Regions from separate parts of the Homo sapiens genome. Here region 1 is linked to region 2. The links are chromatin loops, found by intact Hi-C in ENCODE. Cell type or tissue: heart left ventricle. All regions are shown on one strand. Each heading gives the region's core, and the rest is flanking DNA. Links, peaks and the distances in the headings are about the cores only. Region 1 has its middle 19 kb from the start of LINC02997. Region 2 has its middle 69 kb from the start of LINC02997.

Region 1 (9,973 bases), core at 3,295-8,294, 50 kb after region 2:
AAGCCTTTGAGATCTTACCTAGAAGCTCTAGTTAATGGAGATATCAAAGTAGCTCAGCCGGGCTTCTAAAGATCTTTAGAGGAAGGTGTGAAGCTTGATGCAATGGAAAAATAACAAAAAGCAAAAGCATTCGACTAAGGCAGGCAGAAAGGTGTCTGGCAGTGTCCTGTAAATATATCTGTGAAAGTTTTAAAACACTTATTTTATTGTGAAATCTTTTTATAATGTTAAAGTAGCCTTCAAGGTTAGTTTTAAATGTTGACATAAGTTTTCGTTTTTGTTTGTTTGATCTTTTTTCCAAATACACTATCTTAGAAAATTCACTAATTACCATGTGCTCCAATGTAAACCTAGTTACCATCAGAAGTTAAGAATTCTGGCCAGGCATGATGGCTCACGCTTGTAATCCCAGCACTTTGAGAGGCTGTGTGTACTAGTCCGTTTTCATACTGCTGATAAAGACATACCAGAGACTGGGTAATTTAAAAAGAAAAAGAGGTTTAGTAGACTCACAGCTCCATATGGCTGGGGATGCCTCACAATCATGGCAGAAGGTAAAAGGCACGTCTTACATGGCAGCAGGCAAGATAGAATTGAGAGCTAAGTGAAAGGGGAAACCCCATATAAAAACATCAGATCTCATGAGACTTATTCACTACCACAAGAACAGTATGGGAGAAACTGCCCTCATGATTCAATTATCTCCCACAGAGTCCCTCCTACAACATGTGGGAATTATGGGAGCTACGATTCAAGATGAGGTTTGGGCCGGGACACAGACAATCCATATCACCAAGGCAAGTGGATCACTTGAGGAGTTTGAGACCAGCCTGGCCAGCATGGCGAAACCCCGTCTTTACTAAAAATACAAAAATTGCCTGGGCATGGTGGTACACAGCTGTCATCCCAGCTACTCAGGAGCCTGAGGCAGAAGAATCACTTGAACCCGAGAAGTAGAGGTTGCAGTGAGCTGAGACAGTGAGCTGAGATTGCACCACTGCACTCCAGCCTGGGTGAAGAGCAAGACTCTGTCTCAAAAAAAAAAAAAAAAAAGAAACAAAGAAAAGAAAAAGAAAGAATTCTTATTAGTAAAGTAAATGTGGTTCAAGGTTAAAGCTCACTGCCCACCCCTGCCTCTGGCCCAAACACATACATAGGGACCTGTGTGGCTTCAGAGCAAAAAACCTCTAACAAAGGCCAGCAGCAGAAGTGTTTGGACAATGTTGTACGCAGTGTCAGAGTTCAGCAGTTGGAAAGATTGTTTCTTTGCCATCAAATATTTTAAATTTCTGGCAGGGGTGGAGTGAGAGGTGGAGAAGCAAGGAGTCATTCCCTGCTTCTCCTTTCTGCCTGGTAAACTCTGGCAGGGTGAGCCTGGAAAGCACTCAGCCTGTACCCTGTACCTGCACTGAACATGAGCCAACGTGTGGGGTCTAGAATGGGAGTGAAGGCAGAGGAGGTGATGGGTGGGGCAAATCCAGGCTCCTTCCTGGCTGCAGCAACCTCCGGGCTTACCCCTCTACCTCCTACATCTTTTGTGCTCAAGGTTCACTTCCCTTTAGTGACTATTTAGCAGATCTCTTATCTTCAGAGTCTTATGACACATTCCAGGAAACACTGGCCTTTCATGCCATCCACCTCTTGCGACATTTTAGACTAGTTCTCAGAGCATGATGTCTGCTGTCCTATCTCCCCTTCCTCTAACTCACCATTTTCTACTTTTTTTTTTTATCTTGAGCTCGCATTGTGTTTAACATTAACATTTAGACAAAGAGAAACGTTTCAGCTTTTTGACTGCAGTTATCAGGGTTTTGAACACAAGTCAGTTAAACTTAGTAATCATTTATGGAACACCTGCCCTATGCTAGGAGCCTCAGTAGGTGCTCTGGTGTCAGATGTACCACATAACACTCAGGTGGGGGAAAAACAAACTAGAAAATGCTGGCCTTTCTTCCACGTACAAACTGGGTGACATAAATATTTAAATGGCCAGATATTCCTAAAAGACAAATTGGTAACAGAGTATATATAAATTTTTCTTTGTTCTCAAAAGTCATGCTGGTGATCTATTTGCATTCTGATCCTATTACACCCCAAGTGGACGTTTGATAAAAACAAAGCCAAGAATAAATGGAAATCACAAAAAATCTTGCCAGCTCTTTGCTTCAGATCTCTGGCTACTCATCTTACAGTGATGACTTGGGCCAAGGCTTCCTTCTGAGACATTTTATTAAATGTGTTCAGTAATTCACTTTTGCCCCATTAGAAGCATGGATCCTGAGATTTAATCTATCTTACTCATAGAGAATATTTGACCATTAAATACCTAAAAGTGATCTAGGTAGAAGAAAACAGGAACCATTGAAAATACAACATGAACATAATTTCACATTAAATCTGAGATGGATTTGGGTGGGTATTTGGGAGGTCGGGAGTGGCTGGTGCCAAAGGAAGAAAGGGAAAAAAGAAGAAAAAGGATGGTTTCTAACCTCCTGGTTAGAAACAAAAACCCTGGAAGGGAGGGACACATATCCATCTAACCAGCTTCTGCCTGTGCCATCTCTATCACCCGTTTCTAAATTCTCTCCAAAATATTCACGCCTACTTTTGGTGTGAGACTTGTGTAAGAAGGTTATGTTTACCATTTTATTTTTACTCTGTGAGAAGGTTATTTTACCTTGTGTGACTGACACAACAGCTGTCAGTGCTCTGGAAGAGGCAGACGCCTTCCGTGACAAGTTAAATGGCCACCTCTGGCCATCTAATCCACAGTCCTTTCCTGACAAGGAAACATCACGGGTAGCTAACGAGGTGATCAGAGTAGGAGTTGAATAACAGTAAGAAAGAATTGGAGACAGTTTAGGGGGATGGAATTGACTTGTAAGACTTAAAGATATGGATGCAAAAGAAGAGAATCTTTTGCAATGGAGAATACAGACATAGTTTGCTCCTGAGAGAAACACAGCTGAAGAGGAATTATAAATGATTGACTAGAGTACCATAATGATGTGAAGCAGCCCTGGCAGTCAGCATGGAAAGAAGGAAAGGAACCGTAGCAGCATTGTAGGAAAAAAAAAAAAAGGATTCCAAAATAGGTTCCAATATGGCTCTCAGGGTCTGATGTGGCTCCTTTCCTAGCTGTGTGATCCTGGAGAAATCATTTAGCCTCTCTGAAATTCACTCAGCTTCAATATTTTCATCCACAAAATAAGAATACTAGCTGGGATAATCTTTCAGCTACCTTCAACTCTAAAATTATTATCTTCCTCTTACCTTTTATGATTCTAAAATCTTGGGAGGAAGAGTTGGGAAAGTATTCACTAAAATCTAAAACTAAACAGCTTCAATTTTCACCAGTGATCATTTACACAGTACAGGAGGGCAAGAGGGAGGGTGTCTGCATTGAGTTAGTTTTGTTGATGCAATGAACAGTGCAGAGGGCAGGGGAGCAGGTAGGATATTCCTTCCTTCCACTATCTTTAAAAATAATAACAATACTACCTTATAGTTGTATTCTGTGTTATTCTTTTAGAAATTCTTGCAAATCCCTTGCCGTCTTTGATATTTATAGCAATTAGGTGAAATGGGCAAGAAAGTTTTTTCGTTTTTGTTTTTGTTTCACCAATGACAAATTCAGAGAGTTTAAATGAGTTTCTTAGAGTTGTAGAGCTGGTTAATGATAGGGCTGGGACTAGATTTTTGGTCTCTAGAACACTGGGGTTGGGTATTTGCTTTTGGGTACCTTTTGGAACAGTCTTCCCAGCAGTATCCAGAAACATGAGGAAGCTGCCTGGTTGTCACAATCCCAAATGACCTCAAAAAGAGGATGCAGCTTCTCAGATTGGACTGTATTTGTCTTTGGTCAACTCATAAGTATCTTTTGGTAAGAGCCTCCAAAATAGGGTGTAAACACCCTGGAGGTATACAAGGTGATGCATTAGGGTGCAGAGGAAAAATACTAAGAAAATTGCTATTTGCATTCATTTTTCATCTTTTTAAATCTAATTTTTGTGTGTTTTATGTTACATAATATATTAGCATAAAGTATCAGAATAGGCAGTACATGAGGATAACTTACAAATGGGGTATATGTTGTACTGATTTAATCCATGATCAAAACTATTTCAAGACTATGTTTTAGAAAATTGAGGGAAAGGCCTGAAGGGTGAATCATATGGCTGTTAACAGGAGTCTTCTCTTGCTCTTATCCCCTAAGATGACTCAGGGAAAATGGGAAAGGTTGTGGAAAAGACCAGGTTCAATCAGAATCTTGAAGAACATCCAGAGAAGTAGATGAGCAAATGGAACAGCTCTGACCAAATTAGGGCGGCCGGTCACATGCTTCCCACCAACACAAAGGTCTCTTTGTTTTCTGCACACACACTGCAGTTCTTTGTCAATTATAATCAACGATTCCATTCAGCTCTTCTTGCCACCACTTCTCTCCTGTCTTTCTAGTCTGCTGGGCAATAAATGTAAGGTAAAACTTCACAAGACCTTTAAAAGATAAGGTTGAAAGAGAAAAATACATCCTAATCAATGAACCTACCCAGAGGAAATAACTGGGGGATTATTCATAACTTACAACTTAGTTGCCAACTAATTTTTGGTGTTGAAGATCATTGTACTATACTGGGTAAGTTTACAAAACAGAAAAGGAATAATGGTGAGGAGAAAAATTATTACCTCTTGTCTATGGACTCCAGGAAGTGCACCCAAGATTATTAAGTTATTAACACAGAGACAAAGAAGGAGTGGTATGTAATATCAGATAAGTAAGTACTCTTTCTACAGTGGCAAGTAGAAAGTCATCTCTCAGGGTTAATATTTGGGACTTTTCAAGGAAAGAGAGAGCTGTAGAAGGGGTAAAAGGTTTCCTTACACATACAAATATTATAGGGCAAAAGGAGCCAACCTAAGGATTTTGCTCACAGTATGCCTGTGTCATTAAACCACTTTCTTTACTTGCAATTGTTGGCAGACATCAAAGCCACTGGATCACTGTTATGATATTTCATAACAGCACAGACCATAGGCGTCGTCTCATGCAATTCTGGTGTGCCTAACACAGTCCTGCCAGGAAGGCATCTGAAGGCTTCCAAGCCTGAGCTTTCTGAATTTTGAGTGTGGTACTGTGGAAAGTGCTGGATTTGAGGGGTGAAGGGAGGCCAAGGTCTTTGGTTTCTTGTTCCACTTCTGTCATTAAATTCCTTGGGTGGACTTCTTAATCTCATTTTATAGAGCAAATTCATTATAGAGAAAATTATGAGAAAGTTTCTTTCTCATCTGTGGCATTTATTTATTCATCAAACATTGTTGTATTTCCTATGTTTCAACACAATATTAAATGCCAGAAATACTAGTATTTAAAAAATACTTTTTCTCAGAGGGCACACAGTCTAAATAAAAAGATAAGACACATACAATTATGGTTAACTCAGTATAGAGCAATATATGAATGAAGACAAACAAGTGATATCTTAGTAAATGCTATTAAACGTCTTAAAGGAAAAGAAAAAGTTATCTTGTAATGCAAAAAAAAAAAAAAAAAACCCCACAAAGTTATCATGGTTTCCCTCTGGCATCCTCTTCCGCTTTGCTTTGTTCTGGCACCCATCTTTGCTGGATCCCATTGGCGTACAGATGAGAAGAGTAGAAAAGAGCACACAGCTTAAAATCACAGAACTGTGACTTCTCCTTTTTTCTCTATTCTAGAGTGTGCCTGCAGCATGCATTCATTACTGCATCTGATGGAAGCACAAAGGGAGAGACAAAGATGCAGAGAACAATGGTAAACAATTGGTGAAATGTGTTGGCAAATTGAGTCCAATGCTGTCTGTAACAAATGGCAGCTATTTTGTGTGTGTGTCATCTAAATAAAAATAAGGTGGATTAACAAACAACTGTATCTGGCCGAGGGAAGACTGCCGCCATTTTCTTAATAAATCAGTTATTGTGTGATTTATAATAAACTATTTGGACTACTTTCCTACCATGTATTTCCAGTAGAGGGATTTAGAAAGCTAATTTTAAGGCCAGGCATGGTGGCTTATGCCTGTAATCGCAGCACTTTGGGAGGCTGAGGCGGTTGGATCGCTTGAGGTCAGGAGTTTGAGACCAGCCTGGCCAACATGGTGAAACCCCATCTCTACTAAAAATACAAAAATTAGCTGGAAATCACTTGAACCTGGGAGATGGAGGTTGCAGTGAGCTGAGATCATGCCATTGCACTCCAGCCTGGGAGACAGAGCAAGATTCAGTTTCAAAAATAATAGTAATAATAGTAATAATAATAATGATAATAATAATAATAATAATAAAGGAAAGCTATTTTTTTTTTTTTTGAGATGGAGTATCACTCTGTCACCCAGGCTGGAGTGCAGTGGTGCTATCTCAGCTCACTGCAACCTCTGCCTCCCAGGTTCAAACGATTCTCCTGCCTCAGCCTCCTGAGTAGCTGGGATTACAGGCATCCAACACCATGCCCGGCTAATTTTTGTGTTTTGTATTGTTGGTCAGGCTGGTCTTGAATTCCTGACCTCGTGATCTGCCTGCCTTGGCCTCCCAAAGTGCTGGGATTACAGGCGTGAGCCACCGAGTCTGGCCAAGGAAAACTAATATGAACAATCACTATGGTGACACTATTTTCTAACTAAAATATGCTGATACATGGTTTAATAAAACTCACTTTTCTCTGGCCTTCAACTCTGTCTATACACAGTATCCTCTAAAAGTCTAAGGGTTAAAACCTACCTGGTGAATTACATACCTGAAAAGACCAAAACTTTCTAAAACGTATAATATCTAAAAATCTAAGACATGGAGTATTATTCTTATTACTCTTTGCATTTTTTAATTTAATGTAGCCTAAATCAATTAGAATTCTGATAATTTGAAAAGAAATGTGAATCAGTCAATTATTGTTATGTTGTGTTGTTTGTTTCTGATTGTATACATGTATGAAATTTTCATTATTACCTCCTTTCTTTTCCTTCATTTCTGGATTGGATTCATTTATTAAATTTCTGTTCTTTTAATGGTTGTTTTCAAAAGCTTAGCCTACAAACTTAACTATAAAATCTTATCAAAGCCCGAGTTTATTAAATATCTTTACCCTTCTCCCAAATCAAGCAAAAAACTAGCTACTAAACAACTTCTACTTACTACCCTCCATTTTTCTTCTATTATTACTATAATTAATATTAGTTACCAAAATCTTCTTAATAGTAGTTAAATATAATAACTGTTCTACAAAATATAGTGCTATAAAAGTTTCTCCAAAACTTAGTGGCATAAGAAATCAGTATTTTGTTCACGGATTCTGTGGGTTAAGAATTTAAGCAGAGCATTTTAGAAAGTTTTGTGAGTCAGTGCATGCATGTATCTGTGTGTGTCTAATATTTGTGGGTACATAGTAGGTGTATTTATTTATGGAGTATATGAGATATTTTTATACAGGCACACAATGCATTTATCCTTTTTTGTGTGTTACAAACAGTCCAATTATACTCTTTTAGTTACTTTAAAATGTACAATAAATTATTGTTGACTATTGTCACCCTGTTGTGTTATCAAATACTAGATCTTCATTCGATCTAACTAATTTTTGTACTCACTAACAATCCCTACTCTACCCTGCCTCCACCACCCCACTATTCTTTCCAGCCTCTGGTAACCATCATTCTACTCCCTATCTCCATGAGTTCAATTGTTTTAATTATTTAGCTCCCACAAATGAGTGAGAACATGCAAAGTTTGTTTTTCTGTGCCTGGTTTATTACACTTAACATAGTGACCTCCAGATCCATCCATGTTGTTGCAAATGACAGGATATCACTGTTTTTTATGGCTGAATAGTACTCCATTGTGTATATGTACCACATTTTCTCTATCCATTCATCTGTTGGTGGACACTTAGGTTACTTCCAAATATTAGTTATTGTGAATAGTACTGCAGTAAACATGGGAGGGCAGATATCTCTGCAGTATACTAATATCCTTTCTTTTAAGTATATACCTATCAGTGGGATTGCTGAATCGTATGATAGTTCTAATTTTAGTTTCTTGAGGAACCTCCAAACCGTTCTGTATAGTGGTTGTACTAATTCCCACCAACAGTGTGCAAGGGTTCCCTTTTCTGCACATTCTCGCCAGCATTTGTTATTGCCTGTCTTGGATAAAAGCCATTTTAACTGGGGTAAGATAATAGCTCATTGTAGTTCAATTTGCATTTTTTCTGATGACCATTGATATTATATATTCTGGTTATTAATCCTTTGTCCCTGGATACTTTGCAAATATTTTCTCCCATTCTGTGGGTTGTCTCTTCACTTTGTTGATTGTTTCCTGCCCTGTGCAAAAGCTTTTTAATTTGATGTGATCACATTTGTCCATTTTTGCTTTGGTTGCCTGTGCTTTTGGGGTACTACTCAAGAAATATTTGCCCAGCCCAACATCCTGGAGAGTTTCTCAATGTTTTCTTTTAGTAGTTTCATAATTTGAGGTCTTAGATATAAGTCTGTAATCCATTTTGATTTGCTTTACGTATGTAGTGAGAGATAGGGTTCTAGTTTTATTTTTCTGCATATGGATATCCAGTTTTCCCAGTACAATTTATTGAAGAGACTGTCCTTTTCTGAATATCTGTTCTTGGCACATTTGTTGAAAATGAGTTCGCTGTAGATGTACAAATATTTTTCTGCATTGTCTGTTCTGTTCCATTGGTCTATGTGTCTGTTTTTATGCCAGTACCATGCCATTTGGGTTATTGTAGCTCTGTAGTATCATTTCAGTCAGGTAATGTGATTCCTCTAGTTTTGTTCTTTTTCTCTGGATAGCATTGGCTGTTCTGGGTCTTTTGTGGTTCCATATGAATTTGAGGATCATTTTTGCTATTTCTGTGAAGAATGTCATTGGTATTTTGATTGAGGTTTCATTGAATCTGTAGATTGCTTTGGGTAGTATGGGTATTCTAAGTAGGGAGAGTTTATCTCTGTCCCACATTTTAAAAGGTCTCCTGGGAATGTGGCCATTGGCTGAGGGCCTCAGTTTCTCTTTTTGTATTTTTTTCCATGTAGTTTCTCTGTGTAGGCTACTTTGGGCTTCCTCACAGCATGATGGCTATGTTCTCAAGGCAAATGTACCAAGAATGAGACAGGCAAACAGAAGCCGTATTGCCTTAGCCTTGAAATTCATACAGTACCACTTTCATAGTGTCCTACTCATTAGAGCAGTTCCATAGTCTCCCAAACTTCAAGGCTGGAGAAAATAGACTCAATCTCTTGATGTGTATGTGACAAGGTTCTACAATAGCTTAGACTGAAAATGTTGCTGTGATGGCATTGGTAAAAACTACTTTAAAGTTCATATGGAACCAAAAAAGAGCCTGCATTGCCAAGTCAATCTTTTTTTTTTTTTTTTTTTGAGACGGAGTCTCGCTCTGTCGCCCAGGCTGGAGTGCAGTGGCGGGATCTCGGCTCACTGCAAGCTCCGCCTCCCGGGTTCACGCCATTCTCCTGCCTCAGCCTCCCAAGTAGCTGGGACTACAGGCGCCCGCCACTACGCCCGGCTAATTTTTTGTATTTTTAGTAGAGACGGGGTTTCACCATTTTAGCCGGGATGGTCTCGACCAAGTCAATCTTAAGCCAAAAGAACAAAGCTGGAGGCATCACGCTACCTGTCTTCAAACCATATTACAAGGCTACAGTAACCAAAACAGCATGATACTGGTACCAAAACAGAGATATAGACCAATGGAACAGAACAGAGGCCTCAGAAGTATTGCTGCATATCTACAACTATCTGATCTTTGGCAAACCTGACAAAAACAAGAAATGGGGAAAGGATTCCCTATTTAATAAATGGTGCTGGGAAAACTGGCTAGCCATATGTAGAAAGCTGAAACTGGATCCCTTCCTTACACCTTATACAAAAATTAATTCAACATGGATTAAAGACTTAAATGTTAGACCTA
Region 2 (9,973 bases), core at 3,137-8,136:
CTCGGCTCACTGTAATCTCTGCCACCCGGGTTCAAGCGATTCTCCTGTCTCAGCTTCCTGAGTAGCTGGGATTACAGGCGCCCGCCACCATGCCCGGCTAATTTTTGTATTTTTAATAGGGACGAGGTTTCACCATTTTGGTCAGGTTGGTCTCGGACTCCTGACCTCGTGATCCGCCGCCTCGGCCTTCCAAAGTGCTGGGATTACAGGCGTGAGCCACCGCGACCGGCCCAGTAATGTTTTTAATAGCAAAAATGTGGAGACCATCTAACTGCCCTTCAGTAGGGGAATGGATAATAAGTTGGCTTATTCACAGATTGAAGTTACATATAGGAGTTTCAATAAATTTGATCTATATACATTAACATGGATAGATCTCAAAAATAATATTGAGTGATAAATGAAAATTACAAAAGGTACCTTATTGATATGCTGTATGAAACTGAGAAATAAAAATATTAGCCCAAATTATTTACGAATGTTTATATACAATAAAAGTACAAATACATGCACAGAAATGGTGACTAACATCAGTATAGTGTTTTCTAAGGATGGTGGGGTATAAAGATGGGAGTAGAACTCCGACTATGTCTAAAACATATTATTTACTATAAAACTATATATACAGAGAGAGATATAAAGTAAATTTCTTAGAATGATAGAGTCCATTTAATTTTGGGTTCAAAGGTGTTTATTATATTATTTTTACATAATGTCTTTCATTTGTTTTATGTCAAATATTTCCTTTTAAAATTTTTATTTAAGTATGACAATTGAAATTACACAAATTCTAATTCTATAGCTTGATGATTTACCACAAAGGGAGTATATCTGTGAGTCTGAAGAATGATCTGCTCAAGTTCTTTTTCAGAATCTACAGGCGCCTTTAGGAGCAAAGTGAACCCATATGTCTCTTCTCCCTCCCCTCCCTTCCCCTCCCCTCCCTTCCCCTCCCCTCCCCTTGCCTTCCCTCCCCTCTCCTGCTCTCCTCTTCCCTCCCCTCCCCTCTCCTCTTCTCCCTCCTCTTTTTTACCTCCTTCCCCTCCCTTGGCATCCCCTCCTCTCTTTTTCCTCCATTCCTTCCCCTTCCCTCTTTCTTCCCCTCTCCTCCCCTCCCCTCACTTCCCTTCTCATCTCTTCTCTTTCCTTTCCTTCCCTTCCCCAAATATTTTTCACTGACTTATTTTAATTTTCTCCAGCTTCTCTAGCTCTTCTTTTAAATTACCGCACCCATCCCCTCTCCATCAAAAACAAAAGGATATCTTTTATTGATACACACATGCACACACCTACACACACACTCAAATAGCAAATCCAACAATTCAAGACTCTAAAGGACACTGTTTGATGGGACTTTAGCATTGTGTTAAATGTTATAACAAAAATATTATAAAAATTTAGCCTAACACCAGCAATATCCATTGGAGGAATTAACAAAGTTGGACAAGTAATGTTATTAGTGTAATGTAGTAGCTGTCAGTGATTAATAAATTGATACAGGAAGACACATTGTAATGTAATCAAAGTACATAAAGTGTATCTCAAAGTAAGTTTTATCCCTAAAATAATAAAAGCCCTGAAATTCAGATGAAATACTAAAAACGCATAAAGAGAACTGGACATTAGAAATAAAAGTAGAACCACTGTTTTACCATGGCACATAGCTTCGCGTTAAAAGACTACATTTTTCAGCCGAGTGTGGTCATGTTACCACACTCATTTGGTTTGGGCCAAATGAACATGAATCAAAGTGATGTGTAAAGGCTCTGAAACCTGCCCTTAAAGAAAAGGGACAGGCCCTTTTCTCACCCTATTCCCTTTTTGGCTGGCAGGAAAGAGAATATGAAGGCAGGAGCTACGGTCGTCATTTTAGAACTCAAATGGACAGTGACAGTTGAAGATGGCAGGTCAAAAAATTAACAGTCCGGGTTGCAGTTACCATCTCCACTGTGTTCAAACTATTACACAAAAGGGAAACTCTTCTCTAACCTGTTTCAGCCATTGCTATTTTTGAAGTTTAGTTATAGAAGCTCATAAGTTATTTCTTATACCATGCAAATTACCTACATTTTTTTGCCATGACAGAGAAATACGTGAAGGTGAATGTCAAATAAAAATAGAAACAAGTAACAGGACACAATTGCCAAATACCTTTTAGGACCATGACCCAGTACTCATCAAACTACTCTGGCTTTTCATCATTTCAAGCTGAAGTTCTTGTCCCTGTGACCTAGTGAAACAGTGCTTATTTTCATTGTTGGTATGATTATGTCCATCTAATGATAAGAACATTGGAAATCTGCTTTTAAGTATTGTTGTTTTCCCAGTCTATCTCACACTTGTTTATCTAGCCTACAGCACAATAAAGAAACTAGAATCTATTTCTTCCCAAGGTACCAGATATTATGACTTTACTTTTGATTAGTTTGATGGTTTTTTTTCTTTTTCTCAGATATATCTTTGAATGATCATCAGAAAAATTATTACACTAACCTTACTGGTTTTTGTTTTCTGTGAAGAAAAGCATGGAATCCTTTCTGCACGACATTATCTGTCACTTTCCTTGCAACTTTGGGTTTGACTAAATATTTTTTTTTTAACCAATGGAAAATTTCTAGTTTAATATTGTACTATATATATATATATTTTTTAATTATTATTATTATACTTTAAGTTTTAGGGTACATGTGCACAATGTGCTGGTTAGTTACGTATGTATACATGTGCCATGCTGGTGTGCTGCACCCATTAACTTGTCATTTAGCATTAGGTATATCTCCTAAAGCTATCCCTCCCCCCTCCCCCGACCCCACAACAGTCCCCAGAGTGTGATGTTCCCCTTCCTGTGTCCATGTGTTCTCATTGTTCAATTCCCATCTGTGAGTGAGAACATGCGGTGTTTGGCTTTTTGTCCTTGCAATAGTTTACTGAGAATGATGATTTCCAATTTCATCCATGTCCCTACAAAGGACATGAACTCATCAATTTTTATGGCTGCATAGTATTCCATGGTGTATATGTGCCACATTTTCTTAATCCAGTCTATCATTGTTGGACATTTGGGTTGCTTCCGAGTCTTTGCTATTGTGAATAGTGCCACAATGAACATACGTGTGCATGTGTCTTTATAGCAGCATGATTTATAATCCTTTGGGTATATACCCAGTAATGGGATGACTGGGTCAAATGGTATTTCTAGTTTTAGATCCCTGAGGAATCGCCACACTGACTCCCACAATGGTTGAACTAGTTTACAGTCCCACCAACAGTGTAAAAGTGTTCCTATTTCTCCACATCCTCTGCAGCACCTGTTGATTCCTGACTTTTTAATGATTGCCATTCTAACTGGTGTGAGATGGTATCTCATTGTGGTTTTGATTTGCATTTCTCTGATGGCCAGTGATGATGAGCATTTTTTCATGTGTCTTTTGGCTGCATAAATGTCTTCTTTTGAGAAGTGTCTCTTCATATCCTTTGCCCACTTTTTGATGGGGTTGTTTGTTTTTTTCTTGTAAATTTGTTTGAGTTCATTGTAGATTCTGGATATTAGCCCTTTGTCAGATGAGTAGGTTGCGAAAATTTTCTCCCATTTTGTAGGTTTCCTGTTCACTCTGATGGTAGTTTCTTTTGCTGTGCAGAAGCTCTTGAGTTTAATTAGATCCCATTTGTCAATTTTGGCTTTTGTTGCCATTGCTTTTGGTGTTTTAGACATGAAGTCCTTGCCCATGCCTATGTCCTGAATGGTAATGCCTAGGTTTTCTTCTAGGGTTTTTATGGTTTTAGGTCTAACATTTAAGTCTTTAATCCATCTTGAATTAATTTTTGTATAAGGTGTAAGGAAGGGATCCAGTTTCAGCTTTCTACGCATGGCTAGCCAGTTTTCCCAGCACCATTTATTAAATAGGGAATCCTTTCCCCATTGCTTGTTTTTCTCAGGTTTGTCAAAGATCACATAGTTGTAGATATGCGGCCTTATTTCTGAGGGCTCTGTTCTGTTCCATTGATCTATATCTCTGTTTTGGTACCAGTACCATGCTGTTTTGGTTACTGTAGCCTTGTAGTATAGTTTGAAGTCAGGTAGTGTGATGCCTCCAGCTTTGTTCTTTTGGCTTAGGATTGACTTGGCAATGCAGGGTCTTTTTTGGTTCCATGTGAACTTTAAGGTAGTTTTTTCCAATTCTGTGAAGAAAGTCATTGGTAGCTTGATGGGGATAGCATTGAATCTATAAATTACCTTGGGCAGTATGGCCATTTTCACGATATTGATTCTTCCTACCCATGAGCATGGAATGTTCTTCCATTTGTTTGTATCCTCTTTTATTTCATTGAGCAGTGGTTTATAGTTCTCCTTGAAGAGGTCCTTCGCATCCCTTGTAAGTTGGATTCCTAATTTTTCCTAATATTTCTTTAACTACAGTTTGTAAAGCCCTTGGTCTGTCACTGGCACCTTTTTTTTTTTCACTTTATTCAGATTAACCAAAAGATAATGATTCTTTTTTTAACTAATGGTCCTGGATTATCTCTGTCAGTTGGCTGATGAGCTGAGGATGTGAAAAACACTATCCATTAGAATCTGGCTGGTGTCCCCAACAGAACAAAGGTCAGCTCCTGTAATGGAGAGCACATATTGCCATGAGTGATGCTTTCTACCCAGTCTAATCCAATTCCTCCCAGTGGTCAGGCACGTAGAAATCTCCAAAGCTCAGAAGAATCAAAATACTTGTAAAATTCATCTGAGTCAAAGTGACTTGTTCACCAAATGCACAATTTTTCAGTTAAGAGCATTTTTATAAAATGACCCTTCCTTCTAAACTATTTTCAAGCCACAAACTACAGCCTTTTTGTAAAGAAATTAAAATACGCCATCAGAAATTTGAGAAAATACACTCAAAAGCCACTGTCCTTCAAATGTCTGTGATCCCTTTTAAATCTTTGTTAAAGTACATGTCTAAACAGCCTCTATTAAAATAGCGCTCAACAATTCTAATTGCTTTATAATTGTAGAGAAACCACTAACAGCATGCATGTGTTTTCTTTACCAGAGAAGCACACCAGAGTTCAAGAATATAAAATTCTGAGACAAGGGATGTGTGGTAAAAGGAGACTGTGCTTGGGCTTTGTATTATACAGCTCTGCATCATTTCATTTCCAACTAGCACTGCCAGATCTTAGGGTAGAGAATCAAAGCCTTGTTCCCTCATTAGGACAGGCTTCACTGATTGTTTAATGATGCTTTTATTTTTCTTTTATTATCTTTTGCTTCTTTTCATAAAAGATCTTATAGTTTACTGGATTTTAGCAGAAATCCCAGCAATATTATTGTTTCATTTTTCAATATTAAAGAAGATTGCTGCATAAGAAAAGTCATCTCCTGAGATTTGAGTCCTGCTGCCAGTGCCAGTGCCTCTTCACTGAAACATTCATGTTTTCATTTCTGAAACAGCAGCAAATGCTGCGATAAAAATATTCTTCTTCCTTCAGTGGCTGGCAAAAATTTGCCAAGGCAGCTACGAGCTGAGACAAAGTTTTGAAAAGGAAAAGAACATTCAAGAGCCCAAGCATTCTTGAATTTTAATTCTTTGTCAAACGCAAAGTTTCAGAGCAAATAGAAACACCTCCTTAAGGTGTAATTAAGCATTTTCATGGACTTTAATTATCACTTATATCCTGAGGAAGGATAGGGGAGCATGTTTGCAGTTGTACACACTTTCTTTTACCGTCCACAGAACATTATAATCACAACTTAATGATTTAAGGGACACATTAAATCATTAAGAGGGACACATTTGCAATAGAACTGTCTATGTAAAAAATACTGGAGTCTCTGAAATAGCCCTAGCATCTTTAAAATCTATCAAGTAGGCTGGCGCAGTGGCTCATGCCTGTAATCGCAGCACTTTGGGAAGCTGAGGAGCGAGGATCACCTGAGGTTGGGAGTTCGACACCAGCCTGACCAACATGGAGAAACCCCATCTCTACTAAAAGTGCAAAATTAGCCTGGTGCAGTGGTGCACGCCTGTAATCCCGCTACTTGGGAGGCTGAGGCAGGAGAATCGCTTGAACCTGGGAGGTGGAGGTTGTCGTGAGCCAAGATAGTGCCATTGCACTCCAGCCTGGGCAACAAGAGTGAAACTCTGTCTGAAAAAAAAAAAATCTATCAAATAATCAGTGGGAATTTACTACGTGCCCTGAGCCATGCTCATCTCTGTTGATGAAAACATATAATCCTTTGTCCCTGAAGGAAGTGAGGAAACATGACACATATTAAAAATAAGAGAATAATGACAAGTCAAAGAGTCAAAGAGCTGTGTACCCAGAGAGCATTGTTCTGACCCAACTTACTTTTCTTGAATTAGACCCTGGATAGATGCCAGAAGTCTGCTTTGAGAGATTTCTGAGAAACAGCTTGAGTGTAATTCACTACAGTATTTCTTATACAGTTGTTAGAAATCATTTGCCTCAAATAAACAATCTAAAAATCACAGAAATAACAAACAAGGAGATGTTGTGAGATACAGATAAAATTGCTGAGGTTAAAGAAAAGTGAGGATACTCAAGGAAGTTTTCTTGGAAGAGATAAGGCTTGAGCAGTGCCTTTAAAAAAATTAGGTAAGTTACAACCATAAAAAGGGCAGGAGAGGAGTCAAGACTGAAAACATAGTCATTTATACATTAATTCAACACATATTTATTAACCCATGCCAAACTATGTACCAGCACTTAAAGTGCAACAACAAAAAAATGAACATCATTTCTGTCCTCAGGGAGCTTACTTTCTAGTGAAGAAATATAGGTAGCAAGATAAGACCATGAAATATTTAACTTTGGGCATGGCTTTCTTTCCTGCACTTCCCGACCATAGTATCAGGCAGAGCCAGGGGTATTCATACTTCCTAAAGGAAAAATAGGACTGTTATGGCAGAAAGAGAAGAAAATAAAGAGTAAACCTCTATGGTTTTTATTTTTTATTCCTTCCAAGCCAAGAAAATGAGAAGACAGTCCCCAAGGGAAGTGGAGTACAGGAGCTTATCACACGCATGTATACAAACACAGGCACACACCACAGAAAGAAGATAGACTCTAGATGGGGTTTACCTGTGCTGAAAGGAGAAAGAGAGGTCATGAGGCAGTACTTTAGAGGAGGTCAGATAGGGAGGAGTCAAGCAGAGAGGAGGCTGTTAACAGAATGAGCATATCAGGGACTGCCAGTGGTCAGAGCCAGAGACTACGTGGTACTGACCCAACACTCACAGACCTCTGGCTTTTGGACTGGGAATGCCCATTGCCACTGCGGAGGAGGCAGCTATTTTCATCATGGGAAGCAAAGGGCATCCCACTGGCAGTTCTTGCCCACACACCACCATGGATCATCACCGTGGATCATATGACTGATCCACGGTGGTATCAGTTGAGATTCAGTGTGCCTGTATCTCACTTGAGAATTAGCTGACACTCTGTGAATGACTCAGGTCACTTTTAACCTTCTGTCACACTCAAAAGAAAGTATAAGTTCTTGAATTCTGGAGAAGGGTTAGTGATAAGAGAAGATCCTAGTATTGGTTCTTGGATTTGCTGAATGGTGGGAAAAGCCATGCTTGTTACATAAGCTGCACTTTCACATACGTGTGTGTGTAGACACTTACCTATGGCTAAAGAAAGGGCTGTTAGATTCCAATAAAGTTTAACAATGGAATTTTAAAAAGTTAACCCTATGATGCCTGGTAATGTAATGGGATAAAGAATGATTGATGTTGATGTTTCCCAAACTTACCTAACTATAAGCATCACCTGGGGCGATTGTTTAAAAGGCCAGTTTCTAAAAGTAGATCTACCATTCAATCCAGCAATCCCACTACTGGGTATCTACCCAAAGGAAAAGAAATTGCTATATCAAAAAGACCCCTGCATGTGTATGTTTATTACAGCCCGATTCACAACTGCAAAGATATGGAATCAAACTTAGTGCCCATCAACTGATGAGTGGATAAAGAAAATGTAATACATATGTGTGTGTATCTATATATTACATATATATACACATACATACACTGTGGAATACTACTCAGCCATAAGAAAATAATGAAATAATGTCTTTGCATCAACTCAACTGTAATGGGCAGAGGATTATTTGCTCACTAGTTTGTTTCCAAGATTGTGTACAGCACCAAGCACAGAGCAGGTACTTGATGAGTATTTGTTAAGCGCTGAGGACACTGCTAGTGGTCTGGCCAGATCTCCTGGGCCCTAGGATCCTTGCAGTGTGTACCACCCCCCACACCCCCCACCCCACTTCTGTGTGATTTTGCTTCTAATGACCTACACCTTGATTTGCTTTGAGGGATAATCTGTGACATCTGGAGCCACATCATCCAGATATTCAGAAAGCTGGAGATGCTTGGGGTTTTATATCTCTGAAACTGGTCTTTAGGGAATGAGTGACTACTGACTCTGTGAGAATATGAAAGCCCAGCTCCCTGATCTTAAAGAAGAAAAACTTGGAGGCATAAACCGCACTCCTAAGTTTCTCTTTAGGGTCAGGCTGAAGCCAGCCTCCACCAGACTTTGCTTATAGTCACATCCTGGCTTGGCTCCTTCTCTTGCCCTCCTCTGCTGCCTGCATTCCTTTGCAAGTGTCTCCAGCATATCTTCAATCAATTCTTTGCACACAAATCCTCAACTCGGGGATTGCTTTTGGGGATCCCAACCAAGACATTCAGTAAGTTGAACAAACTGTTCCTGATACAGAGAAATTTTTATTCAGTTAGTATGGCCTCCAAGGCTCATGAAGAGTAAGGCTACAGGGGTGAGGTTTGTATTGTGTATGTTCTAACAGATACCAGGTATCAGCCAGAGATTCATCAATGGAATAGGAATACCCAAATAGCTCTTTCTACGGGTAGCAAATGTCTATGTGCAACAAGGGCAGAAGAAAATAAGAAGATGATAGGGGATTTTTAAGGTAGAAAAGTGAATCTCTATCAGGAGCATCTTCTCTCTGCTGATACACAGTACACTTGAGAGCACGGATTTCTTGGTAAATGGTTATTAAAAAGCTTTGGCCTTTAGCCAGGCAATGAAAAGAAATGCATATTTTTCTTAGGTGTGTCTGAGCTATTTTTTAAAACCCTTTGAAAAGCTGAGCTATAAAAACATGAGAGGAAATGGCCAAAGAAATTTCAGCTTTGTAACTGTGAAGGCTGCATGTAAAGAGCAGAGATATTTGCAAGCTGTCAGAAAAGACCAGGGTGTGCATGAGTGTGATTATAAGTGTGAATGTTTGCAGCGGATTATGTCCCTGTAAAAGTAGTTTATTTCTGACAGCAAAAGGAAAACATAGAATTTATTTAATGTGAAGCCATTTTGAATACAATTATGGAAAATTTCAGAGGGATTATTCATGAATTAAATCAGAATAGTGCTTCCTTTCATTTCTAGGATGAGAATAAGACATAAGATTCCTATATATGTGTTTATATATGGATACATATATATATAAACATCCATTTAAATGAAAGCTCCAAATGTAACTCATTCCTCTAGGCATAGCTAAAATTACTCACCATAGTCCTTGTGTTAGAAAACAAATTCTCCTGGTCTAAAATGCTTTTTTATATATTCTAAAGAATTTGGCACTCCAAATTTTGGCTGACCTGTAAAATATTCTATGGGAATATTACTTCCTGAATTCTGTTCTATTCTATTCTGTTCCATTGATCTATTTGTCTATCTTTATGTTTCTATGCCATCCAGCCTTGATTAATGAAGTTTTATAATAAATCTTAAAATCAGGTAGTAGTATTCTCCAATTTTGTTCTTTTTGAAAATCATTTTGGATATCTAGGCCCTTTACATTTCCAGATGAGCTTTAGAATTAGCTTTTTTTCTGTCAAAAGAATACCCTGCAAATATTTGACTCTTATGTTCAATCCTTTTAATTGAGGTATCCATTTTCATTTAGTACAGTTATTGAGGT

The links. A loop is a pair of places that touch in the nucleus more often than their neighbours do. Peaks named below come from ENCODE experiments on the same cell type or tissue, not always from the same donor. Only the 100,000 strongest peaks of a DNase experiment are listed, where the experiment ranks them.
Region 1: it touches region 2 in a loop (1.9-fold over the local background); 7 of 110 quality-filtered maps call a loop at or near these places.

The regions. Positions count from the first base shown.
Region 1 is chr5:67,769,283-67,779,255 of GRCh38, forward strand. No RefSeq gene overlaps it. Among named protein-coding and RNA genes, the nearest start is that of LINC02997, 19 kb to the right of the region's middle. RefSeq lists a silencer at 4,899-5,193. In heart left ventricle, for the core only: no CTCF peak of the experiment used is centred there; no DNase peak of the experiment used is centred there; H3K27ac peaks cover 1,513 bases.
Region 2 is chr5:67,719,481-67,729,453 of GRCh38, forward strand. No RefSeq gene overlaps it. Among named protein-coding and RNA genes, the nearest start is that of LINC02997, 69 kb to the right of the region's middle. In heart left ventricle, for the core only: no CTCF peak of the experiment used is centred there; no DNase peak of the experiment used is centred there.